Linked DNA regions of Homo sapiens: region 1 is linked to region 2. Evidence: read pairs that join two places in POLR2A ChIA-PET (ENCODE). Cell type or tissue: Panc1. All regions are shown on one strand. Links, peaks and the distances in the headings refer to the core of each region. The heading gives the core; the rest is flanking DNA. Region 1 overlaps OR52N1 (olfactory receptor family 52 subfamily N member 1). Region 2 has its middle 3.8 kb from the start of TRIM6.

The links. ChIA-PET counts read pairs that join two places held together with the same protein. Peaks named below come from ENCODE experiments on the same cell type or tissue, not always from the same donor. Only the 100,000 strongest peaks of a DNase experiment are listed, where the experiment ranks them.
Region 1: POLR2A ChIA-PET joins it to region 2 with 8 read pairs; 2 of 35 experiments call an interaction of 5 or more read pairs at or near these places.

What each region holds. Positions count from the first base shown.
Region 1 is chr11:5,787,857-5,790,786 of GRCh38, forward strand. It overlaps OR52N1 (olfactory receptor family 52 subfamily N member 1), which reads right to left. Exons shown (of 2, transcript NM_001001913.2): 2 at 1-1,004. The coding sequence starts at 960. Among named protein-coding and RNA genes, the nearest start is that of OR52N1, 1.9 kb to the right of the region's middle. In Panc1, for the core only: no CTCF peak of the experiment used is centred there; no DNase peak of the experiment used is centred there.
Region 2 is chr11:5,591,328-5,594,257 of GRCh38, forward strand. It overlaps a transcript of TRIM5 not described here. Among named protein-coding and RNA genes, the nearest start is that of TRIM6, 3.8 kb to the right of the region's middle. In Panc1, for the core only: no CTCF peak of the experiment used is centred there; no DNase peak of the experiment used is centred there; H3K27ac peaks cover 698 bases.

The sequences.
Region 1 (2,930 bases), core at 198-2,697, 200 kb after region 2:
AAAGTTATGAGAATTGTCCTTTCCCTTAAGAAAGAACCTAATGACACTTTCTCGTACCTGCCTGGTTTTCACCCCATACACAATAGGGTTCATTGTGGGAGGCATTAGTAGGTAGAGATTAGCCATAATAATATGTATGTGTAGAGGAATGGTGTGTCCCCCAAAATGGTGTGTAAAGAAGGTAAAGAAGGCTGGAACATAGGTGAGGACTATGGCACAGAAGTGGGCAGTGCAGGTGCTGAAGGCCTTCTGTCGAGCATCTGCTGATGATAGACTCACAACTGCTTGAAGAATCATAGTGTAGGAGATTGTAATGCACAGGATATCAAAGCCCCCAATCAGCAGGGCAACTATCAAACCATAGATGGCGTTAACCCTGACATTACCACAAGATATCTTGGCCACAGACATGTGGTCACAGTAGGTGTGGGGTATGACGTTGCCCTTGCAGTATGGAAGGCGCTTGGTGAGGAAAGTGGAAGGGATAACAAGCATCACACCCCTAAGAAAAGTGAGGAACCCAGCTTTAGCAATGACTGAATTAGTGAGGATGGTGGCATAACGCAGAGGGAAGCAGATGGCCACACAGTGGTCCAGGGCCATGAGCATGAGCACCCCAGACTCCATCCCTGTGAAGGTGTGCACAAAGAACATCTGGGCGAGGCAGGCTTTAAAATCAATCTCCTTGAGATTAAACCACAATATGAAGAGAGTGTTGGGAAGGGTGCTGGTGCACATGAGCACATCTGTGAAGGAAAGAAGGGCAAGGAAGACATACATAGGTCTGTGTAAGGCCTCATCACAGTAGATGAGGTACATAAGGCCGAAGTTCCCTGTAATAGCAATGCTGTACATGGTACACAGTGGGAAGGAGATCCACAAATGCACATCTTCCAAACCAGGGATGCCATTTAGGATGAATGAAGCTGGAGTTAGGCTGGTGCCATTTAGAAATGACATAATGACTGTTGGAAGTTCATTGTATAGCAGTTATAGCATTGCCTCTGTGAGCAGGAAATAAAAAAAAGAGTAATTTCAAGGAGTGACTGACCATCAGTCTTCTTTCCCATAATGGCTATTTTGTTTTCCTTGTAGATCAATGACTATATTTGTTCTATTATGTTTAATATGTGATATATACACTGTCTGGGTGTGTGCCTTAAGCATTAGGTGTTGACAGGAAAAACTGAGTCTAGTCAGTACATTTGGACCTGAATATCTGGGGTCTTTGTTATCATGTAGTCCATTCTCCAGGCCAACGTTGGCCATGAACTGAACAACTCTGTGGTCAAGAATTGATTAAATATTTGCTCTATTCTAGGTGCTCACCATCTTAGAGATCTCCGTTGTATTCTGAAATGTTAACAGACTTCATTAGTTCCTGTGGGCTTACCTTTCAAATTAAATCTGTCCTAATGGACATACTGACAATATTTTCAATCTAGTTTTAGCCCAAACTCCACCCTTTTGGTTTGCAGAAAACCTAAATACAGAAAAATATGAATCATCCCCTTGTAGCTGTAGTTTTCTTGAAGCGAAATCATAGAATGATCTTAGAGGCAAATAAATAATAATAATAATAATCCACTTTCTAATATCAGCAAAAGACCACTTGTTTTATAAGTACCATGATATATAGAGGATGAAGGATCATTAAAAATGCAAGAACTTATGAGAATCCAATGTTTTCCTAAGATTACAGTCTAGTCTAATTGACTCTAGAGTCAATTCAGTGAAAATAAAGATGCTTATCATCTTAAACAAAATAAATTGACATTCCCTTTAGAACATAGTGCTTTATATTCTACCCATATCAAAACTTCAGCCATAGAATCAAATATTTTTGAGGCTTAAAATAAAGAATATTTTTATCAAATATTTTTGAGGCTATGTAATCTCCAAAACTAAGTTTCTTTTGTATACAGAAGATGTTCAATACGTTTTTCAAGGCCCACAGAAGAACAGGCAGTGGTAGAACAAGGACCAACAAAACACTTCTGAATAGTAAGGGAGAGAATATTTGGTGTGATAGTGTGCTGTGAGAAAATAAGAACAAACTCAAAGTTATGACCACAGAATAGATGAAAATAGGCTTCACGGGTCTGAAGAAGTGGGCTATATCAGCCGGAATGTGTTGATTAAAATTTTTTAAAAGGAGCAAGTTGTGTGATGGGGGCATATCCCATATAGAAGGATATTGGAGGAAAACTAAGTAGGCTTTCTAATTTAAAAATATCAATATTGATATTTATAGTTCCTCCTTGACATATTGGAGGTGACCCACCTGTCACTTCAGGGATGTCACTATTGAAAATTTAAGGTTGTATAAAACTGGCTATCCTATTTTCATATGTGTCTTTTATAAAATTTTTATGTCCTTATTTTATGAAATATTAGGGCTGTATAAATGAACTCTTGTCACTTTTCTAATTGAGATATAATTCAAATAACATTACTATCATGTGAAATAGAGGCAACTCACTGAAAAGAAGACAAAACACAGAAAAGTATGGAATGAGGCTGTCATCTCTCTTTTTTTCAGATCACAGAAAAAATTCTTTTCTCTCAGAAATGCTGCTTTTAGCTTTCACAGCCAGAGGGAATAAATAGAATACTTCCTGCAAAGATTGTTTCAGTAATTGAAATGTGAATATTTTATCCAAAGTGAAAATGGAACATACAAGCCAGTTTGTCTGCTGCACCATTTTAAAAGCTAGGAGAATAACTCTTCTGACAACTCTCTTACTCATCCTCATTTCTCAGCTACTGTAATCTGCACCCATCCCTTTAATAAGAATAAAGAAATCTCAGTTCAGAAATCTGCTCACCCTAATGATCAGTGATGTTGAGCTTTTTCTCATATGATTGTTGGCCACATACGTGTTTTCTTCTGAGATGTGTCTGTTCATATCCCTTTCCTACTTTTTAAT
Region 2 (2,930 bases), core at 312-2,811:
TATTGCAAGTAGACTGGCAAGGAGACAGAAGAAATGGTTAGCCGGGCGTGGTGGCTCACACCTGTAATCCTAGCACTTTGGGAGGCCGAGGCGGGCAGATCACCTGAGGTCAAGAGTTGGAGACCAGCCTGACCAACATGGAGAAACCCTGTCTCTACTAAAAATACAAAATTAGCTGGGCGTGTTGGCACATGCCTGTAATCCCAGCTACTGGGGAGGCTGAGGCAGGAGAATCGCTTGAACCTGGGAGGCGGAGGTTGCACTGAGCCATGATCGTGCCATTGCACTCCAGCCTGGGCAAAAAGGGCAAAAACTCCGCCTCAAAAAAAAAAAAAATTAATGAGGTATGATCTGATTGGATCTTGCAATGAGGTGATGCTGGGAGACATGATCTGATTGGATCCTGCCATGGGGTGATGCAAGGGCTCATCTGATTAGATCCTGAATTCTGCCATGTGAGGTTCTTTCTTAATTCAGTCCCTACTCCTCAGTCTGAGCATTTGGGTTCCACCTGTGGTTGCATGCTTGGTTTATCTAGGCATGTTCAGGCTATGTGACCTTTAGCCCCGGGGGGCTGTGGCAATTGAAAAACAGCTCACAACTATGACACTTAAAAGTTAAACCAGATGAGTCCGCTGAGGTTATAACATCTTGTTTTTGTTCTACCTGTGAGTTAGTTACTCACATGGACTCTGGAGCCCAAAAGAGGTCTGATCTATAGTTAATGTTAGGACTTTGTCAGCTAGGAAACTGGATGGGATTATCTAGGAAGGGGATTTAGAGAAAATGAGATAATAGGAAAGAAACAAACAAAAAGCTATATTTAAGTGACTAGCTTGATTTTCTTCAAATTGACTAGAATGTGAATATATGCACAGCAAAATTCATGTTTTATTCATCGGTATTACTCCAGAGCCCTGCCAAATGCTTGGTACTTCATTATAGTTAATAATGCTACCTATCACTCACTGACGAGCTATTGTGTTTCAGGGACTGTCCTAAGTACTCCACATATACTTGCATATTTAGTCTTCACAATAACTCTATGCAGTAGGTATTTTACAGATAGGGAAACTGAGGCCCAAGAGAGGTTAAGTAACTTGCCCCAAATCATACAGATGGTAAGTAAATGAGCTAGGATCTGAATCTTGGCAAAACTGGTTCCAGAGTCCATCATCTTAAATACCATCTTAAATACCGTGCTATATGACATATATAGTTTAATATGTGTCTGCTGAAAAGAAAGAACAAAACAAATTTTTAAAAAGAAGGAAGGAAGAAAATATAAAATATCAAAGGAAAGATGGGGCCAGGCGTGGTGGCTCACACCTGTAATCCCAGCACTTTGGGAGACTGAAGTGGGTGGATCGCTTGAGTCCAGGAGTTTGAGATCAGCCTGGGCAACATAATGAAATCCTGTCTCTACAAAATACACAAAAATTTACCCGGCACGGTGGTGTATGCCCTTAGTCTCAGCTACTTGAGAGGCTGAAGTGGGAAGATCACTTGAGCCCGAGAGTTTGTGGCTGAAGTGAGCTGAGATTGTGCTACTACATGCCAGCCTGGGCAACAGAGTGAGATTGTCTCAAAAAAAAAAAAAAAAGAAAAAAGAAAAAGAAAAAAGAAGAAAAAATGAGAGGAAAGTAGGGAAAACAAGAAGGATGGAAAAAAGAGAGGGAGGAAAGGACCAAAAAAATGCATTAATTAGGTCCATGTTTGATGATCAGAAGCATCTGAAAACAAAATTGGTGGCTTGTTTCTCCTACATCCCTAAGCCTCTGGAACAAGAGGTGTTTCTCCCTGAAATTTGTTTTCATTTGGTTTTACTGAAGTTCTTCCTGTAATCAGATGTTAACAATTATCTTTCAGAAAATCCAGTTAGGCCTATCCTGAATTCTCAAGCATAAACTACCCTGATTCTTAATCTTAGCCTTGCAATATCTACTTTTTTCTTTTCTTTTGTTCCCATCAGCTCCCAGCTGGTAGTAATGAGTTAAGAAGGGTTTTCCATGAGAGGGGCAGAAACATTTCTGACAACAGGAATCATCTAACACTGCTTTCAAACAAGTTGTACTGAAAAAATATACTAGAGATTTTTTTCACAGGAAGTCTCTCTCCTGTGAATATATTAGAGATTTCCTCAAAGAAAATATATTCGAGCATATTAGAGATTTGCTCACAGAAAATCTATCTCCTGAGTTTGTATTTTTTTTATCACTATTTGGCTATGAGAATATTCTGTGACCCTTGTCATGGTCCTGTTTGCTTTTCCTGAAACCTCTTTCCTATCAAATGTTAATATCCACTTATTGCTATTAAGAAATCTTGACACCTCAACCTGTGCACTAAACAATATTCCTGGTATATACTGAGTATTTAATATTGAGTATTGTAATAATAACAGGCTGGCTCTGTTGATACCACCCTGAGTCTAGAACTGCAGCAGTGGGTCCTGAGTCTAGAACTGCAAGTACTCTGAGTATTCAGGAACTTGGGGCTGTCAGCAAATCTGTGCCCTCTTTACCTTCAAACCTGTCCTACTGGATGCATCATATTACCCCACCAAACCTCTGGATCCCACATACTTGGTTCCCTTTTAACACTAACAGTATTCCACTGTATTGGGTATACCACTTGTTTTTCAATACATTTAATACTTGATGAACAGTTGGGTTGATTCCATTTTTTAATATGAGTAAAACTGCTATGGACATTTGTGTACAAATCTTTGCACGGATATGTTTTCATTTCTTTTGAGTAGATTCCTACGAGTGGATTTGATGGATTATGTGGTAAATTTATATCTAACTTTTCGAGACCCCTTGAATTATTGCCAAGTACCTTCATTTCTTCTCAACCGTCAGAATGCCCAATCTCCCTGTTCAAGATGAGAAATTATAGAGAAAATAAAAACTGCCTTGGTTAGCAAA